Regions from separate parts of the Homo sapiens genome. Here region 2 is linked to region 1. The links are chromatin loops, found by intact Hi-C in ENCODE. Cell type or tissue: MCF 10A. All regions are shown on one strand. Links, peaks and the distances in the headings refer to the core of each region. The heading gives the core; the rest is flanking DNA.

Region 1 (5,382 bases), core at 218-5,217:
GAAATAGCAGCCAGAAACATCCTATGAAAAGATTACCTGGAACGACTCAAGAAAATCTGCCCAGGTGCATCTGTTTACCTCTCCTCCTCTGCCAAGCAGGAGAACAATATTGAATTGGAGAACACATATGTTAATAACTCCAAAGAGAGGCTAGTATCTCAGCTTGAGCACCAGCTCCCTGGATGCTACTATAGTTCTGGGCAAAACTGCAAAGCAGCCAAAGTTGGTCTTGCAACCATCCCAACTTTAGCCCATTATCAATCTCCCAGACATCACATGCACATAGCCTACCCTAAATCTGCCCCAAATCCTTCAATCAGCCTAGACATGCCTCTAGACTAGTGTCTGGTTTAAAATGTAAATGAGGTTTAACCTTACCAGGGATGCCTCAACATCCCCTGGCAGACCTTCCACCCAGACAGGAAGAGGTGGCATAATGGAGCAAGCATGGGTTTGGGGCCAGAAAGACCTGGTTTTCTACCCCAGTTTCACAACTTACTATTTTGTGACCACAAGCAAGTTACTTAACCTCGATTAAGCCTCAATGTTCTTGGCCACAAAATGCAGATAATAATGTCTGCCCAAATATATTTCGGGAAGATTAAATACAAACAAGTTCTTCATTTCTTATCCTATCCTTCCTCATCTCATAAGGGGAACCAATAAAGCTCAGCAAAAACACAAAAAAGACATTGATTTTATTTATTTATAGGCATTGGCAGAAACCCCATCATGAACAGGGAAACCCTTTGGAATTCTGCTGCAATTGATTGCCTTGGCTGGGAGATGTGAGGTTCCTGGAGCAATGTGAAGAAATCCAGGGGATCGCCTGGGCAGGACCCAGGCCTCTAGGCAAAATGTGTGGAACAAGCCATCGGTTTTATAATCCTCCTAAGAAAGATCATGAAAAGCAAAGTGCATTCTTAATTATTTCAAAGAGCTCTGGATTCTATATAATCTGTCCTGGAAATAATGAAGAGAAGAAAGACAAAACTTGGCTTTATTTACAGAGGTGACGTTACAGGGATTCACCATCTATTATTACCTGGCAATACCTTAGGGCTGGCCTCCACCACTGCTTTTTATGAAGAGTAAAGTACACGTGAAGTCTGTTGTTCAAGGCCCTGACCCACATCCAACCTGGACTCCCACCACTCTCTCTCAGGCATTCTGGGCTAAGCTGTAACTCAGCCGTGTCTTCCCTACACTAGCGACAGTCTTCTGCTTCATCCTGCCCTTCTCTCCACCTACCAAGCCCTCCTTTCATGTCTTCCCATCAACCTTCTCCATATAGCCAAGCCCCTGCTCAAATGGACCCTCTCCATCAGGGAGAGGTAACAGAAGCTAGAACCCAGGCTCAGGGTCCATAGACCAGGCCCCAGGGCCTACTGGGGCCAGTCAGTATGGTGGTCTCGATACCACAGACCTGGGACTCAGTCCATAATGTGGCTATCAACCAGGGTGCCCTTAGAATTAACTCAGGAGCTTTTAGAAACATATAAATGCTCATATCCCCACCCCAAACCTTCTAAATCAATATTCCATAGGGGATAAGAAAGGTATCTGGGTATCTGAATTTTTTAAAGACTCCACCCTGGATTCTAATGCACGGCCTCAGCTGAAAACCATGGCTCACAGATAGGAACTCCTCTATAAAAAGGAAACTAGATACTATGCCATGACTTCATAGACTCTACAAATAGAGCTGATGGAAAATAATACAAAAAACAGTAATTGGACAACCTGAACATTTACAAATCAAAGGGGCCAGGTGATAAGTAGTTTGGGGTGTTCAAAGATCTGAGTAAGAAACCAGTGAAAAGTTTCATTATTTCTCACAACTTACTGGGAAGCAGATGGGTGGAGGGGAGTGGAAACTGAAAATGTCTGGACATTTGTTCTGAAACTAACCAGCACCTGTAAATCTGTAATTAGCAAAGTAAGGATAGTTGTGGCTAAAAATATAGTTTGTAAATGTATCAAGGACAGTGGAATGTCTCAAGCAATAAGCAAAACGGCTTTCTTAAGGACAAAAAAATCCAAAACAACATGATATCTTGTTTTGGAAAGGGTAACCATATGAGAAGACAAAAGAAACACAGCAGCTGCTGTGTTTGGGGCTTGAGTTGCAGCATTTCATACAACAGCTCATGAAATTTTAATTGCTGACATTTAAAGGTTCAAATTGGCAGGGAGAGCAAGTCACATGGGTTGAACACTAACAAAAGATTACGAAGGAAAGGTGAGGCTCTGTGGCACATCTCCAGCAAGAAGAGGTGCTTAGCAGGGTGCCCTGGGGTCAGTGCTTGCTCACTCCAGATTGGATTCTGCATTCTAATTAACAATGTGGAAGAGAGAACAAAAGACCCCTGAAAGATACCAGAAGAAGACTTGCAAAGGGGGATGAGGGCAACCCCCAGAGAGAAGAGCAAAATGAGACAGGTGAGCCCACAAGGCTTAATCTATAGGAAAAAACAGCAGACAGCTGAGACTACTTACAAAAAGGCAAACTAGCTCATTGGAGGAAAATTCACTAGAACCCCTTATATTTTAGAAACAAAAGGACACAGACCACAAAAATGTCTCAACTATCAACATGGGTAAGAGTGTCCAGCACCCTGGAGAGGAGGTCAGGCTGTACAGGAGGCAGCCAACCCACCTTCAGATCAGGATCAGCAGAGGCATTGCCAAGACAAAGTACATTCAGAATACTAATTAATATCTATCAATGGTTTCTCTCTAGAAAAAAAAATGAAATGCCACAGGGAATGTCTATTAACCAAATAATCCACTTGAAGATCTTTTTGCCCAACTGCTGTCATAATTTGGTTTCTCTTTCTAATTTCAGGTTAAGTTCACACTACTGTCATAATTTGATCAGCATGTGCAAACAGCCAAAACCAGAAACACATCCATACCTCTACAGCAGCCTAATCTAAGAAGAAAAAGGAGAGGTTGGGTTGGTGGTCAAAGGGAGAAAGGAATTTTCATTCCCTGTATCTGCCCCTGGGCTAATAACAGCCACCATGAGCTGAGTGCCTGGTAAGAGTCAAGCCCTGTATGAGGCACATCATTCGTATTGCTCACTTTAACTGCAATGGCAGAGTTGTGAGGCAGTTATTAGACTTATGACTTGGAGAAACTGAGCAACTTCCATACACATCTAGCAAATGCAATTGTCTGGATTTGAACTTGTGTCCCTCGGACTTCTCAATCTATGCTCTTTCCCTGCATTGTTCAGTCAGCCCCTGTTCTCTTTAAGAGGGTTTTCTCCCCAGTTCCCCCAGCTCCCCACTGCCCTCTATTCTGCCTCTGTGCCTGAGAGGCCTTGAGAGCCTTGAGAGCATCACTGGACAGCCCTGGCATACAGACCCTTTCACTGGGGCCCGGCCAATAAGCAAGCTTTTCTTTTACACAGAAATGTTTGTGGCAGTCTCCACCAATCTCACTGTCCCACTAGCTCCCTGTGGAGTCAGGAAGGGCAAAGATCCCCTTCTTCTGGGTGTGATCCTACTCCTTGGAAATGCTTCACGTAGAATTCTATGGATTCCAACTGCTGGTGAGTCAATCTCTGCCCCCCCTGGATTAAGAATCAGGTAGAAGGAATTGAAAAGGAGCTCTGCAGCCAGCAAGCATTTAAAAGGCCATAGAGAAAAATGCAGGACCGCTTGAGAAGGGCAGATAGCAGAGCAGCTAGGAGTGCCCCTGCTGGAGCTAGAGTGTGAGGGTGTAAATCCTGGCCCCAGCATGTTCTATGTGCACTTGGGCAACCTGCCCAACCTCGCTCAGCCTTTCTTTTCATATCAGCAAAATAGGTTGTAGTGAGCAACAGGGTAAAGCACTTAGTAATGCTCAATGGATGCTAGAGAAACAAAAACGGAGCAGAGGCAAAGATTCCAGAAGCCTCAGGATGAACTTTCGGCATCCCTAGATGGAGAACTTTCATATACTTAGTCTCCCTTGTTCACTTCTCCAGGGACTAGTCCTTGCTTCTCTTGTCTTGTGTAGACTAATATACCTCTGAAGTTGTTCTTGCAACCATTTCCCCTAAGTAGATGAGGGATAACAAACAAGCAAAATATGTACTGAAGTTGGGTGGCTGCAAGCAATGGACTTCTTTGAGTGGAGAAAAAAAGGGAAGGAGATGTGGGGTGGGGAAGAAGGAGAAATTATCATAAAATTGGATTCCAAAGCATTCAGTATGAACATTCCCAGCAATAGCAGATGCTTTTTGCCTGCTTTAGATAAGACGTCTATGATTTAGACCTCTGCGCAAACTGAGAAGCTGTTGGATGTTGAAACATTAAATCTAAACACCGAATGCCTGAACCCAAGCAGAAGAACAAGCCCAAACAAGCCTGCAGGCCCCGCTACCCATCACATCTCACCATGAATCAAAAACGCACTACTTAGGCCAGCTGCCACTGCAGCTGCTGCCAAAGCACAAGGTGGGTGGGACCTGAGCAGTGTTCTACCATCAAGGAAAGAACTGGATGAGGGTCCTGCTTACTCGGTGGGTGGGTTCCACGTGGAAGGGTTTCCTGCCACACACAGGGTCCAGCATGAGAAATGGCAAAGGCGGGGAACAATTCAGGGGTGCCCAAGGGAGAGAATACAGTCACAGGTTCTTAGTTGCTGTTTCTGGTTAGGCCAGTAAAGCCCCTTCCTCATCCCTCTTTTCCATTTATCACTAGAGACAGAAACTAAAAGCCATGGCTTCAGGCTGCTAAAAGCCTAAAACAAAATAAAAAGAACAACAAAATAAGGCGGGTTGGACGTGCCAACTAAATGATTGTATATACTATTTTACTATAGCTACTGCCCCCAAAGGCACCTTTGGATGCCATCTTTGGATTTCTCACGATTTTTCAATATGTAGAACATAGTAGATTCTCACACAATATCTGCAGAATGAAAAAATAAAAGTGTGCATGCAAAGGGGTGGCTGGGTCACTGTAGTCCACCCCAGAGAAGACGGGAAAATGCATTTTGCTAAGGCACACAGTGATGAGAGGCATCCCACATGGTAGAAAGAGAACCAGACTCGGCATCCAGCCTCTAAATGAGTATGTACCAGAATTTCCCAAGGCTCTTGTTAAAAACGCAGATCCTGGTCAGGCGTGGTGGCTCATGCCTGTAATTCCAGCACTTCGGGAGGCCTAGGCGGGTGGATCACCTGAGGTCAAGAGTTTGAGACTAGCCTGGCCAACATGGTGAAACCCTGTCTCTACTAAAAATATAAAATCGGCCAGGCATGGTGACGTGTGCCTATAATCCCAGCCACTAGGGAGGCTGAGGCAGGGGAATCACTTGAACCCTGGAGGCGGAGCTTGCAGTGAGCCGAGATGGTACCACTGGACTCCAGCCTGGGTAACAAGAGTG
Region 2 (5,382 bases), core at 281-5,280, 52 kb before region 1:
AGGATAGTCTGATATAACAGAGAGAGAAGAGGGACCCAGTGTGGTGTGAGATCTGAGTCTACTCTCTGCCCTTTGCTGTCAGTGTGGCCTCAGGCAAGTCACCTCCAGAGCTCCCTATAAGATAGGAACTTTCTTCTAAAATAGGGATATAGTGGCTTAGCGGGGAAGAACAAATAAGATACATGAAATAAAAACACGTTGAAAACTGTGGGCTATAGTGCAATTCTAAAAATGTTTAATCTATATATTAACACTGTATTACCTTATTCATACCTTTCCTCTAACAAGCATTCAAGGCAAATGGTGGCTGGCTGGCAGAGGGGCATTAGACAGTCTTGAAAAGAGCTGTCCTGTCCCCCAATCTGAGGCTGCAAACCCAGTTTCGCACTTTCTAACATGGTGAATCCCTCCCCTTCCCTGACTTCCAGTGTCTTCATTGGTAAAATTACATTTCGGTGAGGATTAGGGTTTTTGTAACTTTGATTTTTATAAAGATTATCCCAAAATTCCCCAATCAATACTAAAATTATTTTAATCACCATTATTGTTCAAACGTTTAGATTGTGACCAAATCTGAAACTCACAACTTGAACAGTCAAAATTCCTAGAAAAGTACCAGTTTAACCTCTGCCAGAATGGCTTTTTAGACTTAGATTTTATTTTTGAAACAAAACCAAAACTAGAACCTTTAAGTTAAGATCCTCTAAAAAAAAAAAAGAAAGGAAAAAGAAAAAAAGAAAAAGCCCTGTTACTGAAGTTGGGTTTTGTGATTGGGAGTGTGAGAAGTTCCATCTCAAGCAGCAGCCACCTCCTTTTGGCCTCGGGCTGCTGGGCCACCACTGTGGCCAGGGAGTGTCTTCTTTGGGCCCATGGTTTGGGCAGAGACACAGACACCATGCTTTATATAACTTATCCCACCCCAGGAGCTAGTCTTCCTGCCAGTCACAGGGGCCACAGAATCATATCTAGGTATTTAAGCCCAGGTCTGGCAACTCAGGAAAGATGAAATGGAGAGTTCTGCTCCCACCCACCACTCTGCAAATGCTTGACCTGGGTGTAGCTGCTCTGCTGTGCTTTGGTGGTATTCAGTCAGGCTGAAGAAGTCTTCCCCATTCACACTGTGCTCAAATCCCACCCGTCCTCCAGCCCCATTCTCTCTTGCTGCTGCTTGGACCTGGCCTCAGGCCTCATGATCAGCACTGGACTTGGCTGCTCACACAAATTGGTGTGGACAGCCCTGAGGACCGGGGTCCTGGGAAAGGGAAAGAGGGCGAGGAGATGACTAATGAAAAAGGAGGGCTCCTGACATGCTTGGCTTCCTCCAGCCAAGCAGAGCCTAATCCTGAACAGAACTGAGGGGATGGGCTCTTGAGACAAAGCAGTCCCCAGATGTAGTCAGGTTTTCTCCTGATCTATATTTGAGGATTCTTTAGAAAGCTCACTTTGAACTTGAGCAGTAGAAAGCCAGAAACCATCATGGTTTCTGAAAAGAGCAACAGGAGTGTGTAATTGATACTTTCATTTAAGCTATGATGATCAGTTAATGTTAGTTATCCACCCTGGCTGTAGAATCACCTGGGGAGTTTTTAATTTCCTGCCTAGACTTAATCAGTTTAATTGGTCTGGTGTGTTAAGTACTGCAGGTGACTCTAATAGGCATCAGGATTGCGAGTTCTAAGTTAGAGGGAGTGAGCCTAGAGCCATGATTCTCAAATCTCAGCATGCCTTAGAATCACGTGCAGGGGCTGGTTGGAGCACAGATCGCTGAGCCCTACCCTCCGAATTTCTGATTCATTAGATTTGTGGTAGGGCCGAGAATCTGTGTTTCTGACAAGTTCCCAGGTGATGCTGATTGATGCTGATCAGAAACCACACCACAGCCAGAAAACAACCTGATGCTACCAGGTGGAGGCTTTGAGCTCTGGCCTGGGGTTACAGCAGTGCTAATGAGGGCAGCAGATACATCTGAGGCATTTGAGAGGCAGGACACGTGGCTCTCCAGGTATTGGTTTGCACGATTAGTCAGCAATGGCAGGTGGTGTGAGAATAGGCTTGGTGATGTGGCTTTGAGCCTCATCTGCACAGAGACAGAACACCTTGGAGATGGTGTATGTCTCTTTTGATTTCATACAGCTAGAGGTCAGATTTCTTTGCCTTGCATTCCAAACTACTATTGAGTAGAATTCTTAATATAAATCAATGCCATCCAAATGGTGAACTCGATTTATAATGCTTTGGAAACATTTGCCACTCTTTTCTAAAAACACATTGAGTTTTTCCAGATCTGGGTGAAACTTTCCTCCCACTTACAAACTTTCATCCTGTGTTGTTCAGCCAGCTTAAGTTTCTCTTGCCAGTGTCCAAACTCAAAAGGAGACTATACAGTATCATTGCTGAAAGAAACTTAAGGTCAGCATCAAGTTACTACAGAATTGTGGGGAATTCCAGTAAAATCACACAGTAGGAGAATCTGGCTCATGTCGTCGCAAGTATATGGTTCTTGCTGAGATAAGCTATGACCAGGGAATTCCTATTTGGGAAAAAGAATGTTCCTTTGAAGCAATTTAGCTATTCCTTCCTCGGAGAAAGTCTAAGCTAAATAACCACCCTTGAGAAGGCAATATAAATAAGATAGTAACAGCATTAGCTTTATCTAGTACAGGGCCCTTGCAAGTCCAATCCAGTTAGCACATGTTTAAGGCAAGCAAAATTTTTCAAGAAAAAAAATGAGTCAAGATGATTTAACAAGATAGACTGTCATTCAGCCAGCCATTTGGGTCACGCAGTGACACCAGATAGGTGACAGAGGGGTGGGGAAAGACAGCTCTGGAGCCTACCTGGCAAAAAAAAATCCACACAGATAAGAGGGTGTATTAGTCCATTCTCACACTGCTATAAAGAACTGCCCGAGACCAGGCAATGTATAAGGCAAAAAGGTTTAACTGACTCACAGTTCCACATGGCTGGGGAGTCCTCAGGATACTTACAATCATGGTAGAAGGCGAAGGGGAAGCAAGACACTTTCTTCACAAGGCAGCAGGAGCGAGTAATACAAGCAGGTGAAATGCCGGACACTTATAAAACCATGAGATCTCGTGAGAGCTCCTTCATTATCACGAGAACAGCACAGGGGAAACCGCCCCCATGATCCAGTCACTTCCCTCCCTCAACAGGTGGGAATTATAATTCGAGATGAGATTTGAGTGGGGACACAGAGCCAAACCATATTAGAGAGAAATGCGGCATATTCCCCAGGCTGGCCTACTCGACTTCTTTCAAACATACTGGCAATGAGCTGAGAAAGCCCTGAGCATAGGGGCTTATGGATTTGTCTCTCATTGTTAATATTCTTGCTTTGGGGAGGAACCCAAATGGCAAGCAAGTGTGGCTTCCCAAAACAGCCAGGTTTGGGACGCTCTGATTGTGGGCCCATTCATTCATTCATTCATTAGTTCATTCTACAGACGTCACTTGACTGCCCATTACATGCCAGGCCCTGTCTAGGCAGGGGTGTGACAGAGACAAGTTAAATGTCAGTGGTTCTTGTCCTCAGGGAAGTCAGAGTCCAGAAACCAGAAGAGATGACTGACCATTTGGTGGGCCTGCAATAAAGGCAGATCATCTGCATTAACAGCTGAAAAAGTGCCACTAGGTTTGTCAAAATGGAAGTTTAAAAATAAATACATAAAAGGTTGGCCCCTCGGTCTGGCTGGCAGACATCAACCTATTGACAGCAGGCAAGAATGAAGAAAAATCAGCTAATTTTGCTTTTTTATTGCCAAAATTAAATGTAAGTGGGAAAGAAAACTTGCCACAAAAGCATTATAAAAATCTGGCCTTCAAAAAATAGTCTGTAATTAATTAGGCCACGGTCCTCCCAGAGGTTGATTGTACTAAATAACAAAACATGTCTCTCATGCTCTCAATTCAAAAAAGTAGGCCTGGTGCAATAGAAGACTGCGAGCTCAGGGAAGTGGGCAGAGAACTTCAAGTAATCAATAATTGCTAATATTTCCTGGGGGTTTACCATGTGCCTGGTACTATTCTAAGCAGTATTCTACATAGTAACTCATTAATCTTCACAGCTGCCGTATAAAATGGTACTGCTACCAGCCTCATTTTACAGAGGAAGAAACAGGCACACAAAGGCTAGGTAACATGCTGATGGTCACACAGCTAGTTCATGGCAGAGCTATGGATTGAGCTGAGTCTGTGCAAAGGGCCCTGATAGCCTGGCTTTCCCTGTAGCTCCAAAGGGGGATGTCTGTGATTTTGGCAGCATAAACTAGTGATGTAGCAGGAATTTTAGACCAGAAAGCTTGAGCTTGGATCCTGATTCTACCACTCAGTGGTGTATGATTTTTGGTAAGTTATTTCACTTCTTGAGTCACTGTGTCCTCATTTGTCAAAAAGTACTAGCAATCACTTTTAAGATTGTCATGAGGATTAAATGAGATAAAAATGAAATCTACACGGAATTCCTTGCCTAGGAGGGAGCAGTTTTGCCTGACCATGATGTTTGTTCCATACCTGTGAGTTTCAATTATAGTTCATCCAAGAAGTCACATGTTATCCAGAGATGCTTCAAAGCTGTGACGATTCACACATTAGCAGGTCTGATTCATCTGCATCCCATGGTAAAAGCCAGTTTCCTAATTTTCCAGACCTTCTGTTCAACTCAGAATTATTTACTTTAAAATACCAGAAAGTACAGTCATTAATTTAACCAAGGAGATTAGCAGCTTGTATCACTACAATTGTAGAGAAATTTGAAGAGTTCTGGATTGTATAAGATGACTGAGCCCTCTTATTAGCAACAGAAGTCTCATCCTAATCCAAACAATGACCAAATACCATGGAGGTGAAAAAGGGTTCACAAGGAACTGATATTGTATGCATACGTGCATTCACAGTAGAAAAAGGTATTCGCATTTTCACAGAGCTTTAGGACTGGGAACAGCTACATAGAAGTCCTAAAGATCCCCTAATGCAAATATCTCCCTAATGTTTGCAGTGGTTAGATGAAATGTGAGCTGAGGATCCTTCACCTTAATATTCTATGATTCTTTAATAAAGCATATTGATTTCTTATAAACATCTTCAGTGCTCATTTCTACACCCTGCTCTATGCTTGGTGCTCAGTCAGTATCAAACTGATGAATTCTGAGACTTTCCAAACAGACTACAGGTAATTAAGTTGGGTTCTATACAGTTCAAAGTATTAAAACTCTAAAATAATACTCAAAATCAATGTGTGCCTTTTACTGGAGAGAAGGTATACAATTTTCACTATCTCCCCATGGGGTTTGTAAACAGACCCCAAAAAATACATGTATTAAAAACTGGGTTTCTATAGATAGACTGGCCAAATTGTGCTAGTGC

Evidence for each region. A loop is a pair of places that touch in the nucleus more often than their neighbours do. Peaks named below come from ENCODE experiments on the same cell type or tissue, not always from the same donor. Only the 100,000 strongest peaks of a DNase experiment are listed, where the experiment ranks them.
Region 2: a loop joins it to region 1, with 7 times the contacts of the local background. A loop is called at or near these places in 4 of 110 quality-filtered maps.

What each region holds. Positions count from the first base shown.
Region 1 is chr15:39,552,320-39,557,701 of GRCh38, forward strand. No RefSeq gene overlaps it. Among named protein-coding and RNA genes, the nearest start is that of THBS1, 26 kb to the right of the region's middle. In MCF 10A, for the core only: no CTCF peak of the experiment used is centred there; DNase peaks (open chromatin) are centred at 2,242 and 4,352.
Region 2 is chr15:39,500,311-39,505,692 of GRCh38, forward strand. No RefSeq gene overlaps it. Among named protein-coding and RNA genes, the nearest start is that of THBS1, 78 kb to the right of the region's middle. In MCF 10A, for the core only: no CTCF peak of the experiment used is centred there; no DNase peak of the experiment used is centred there.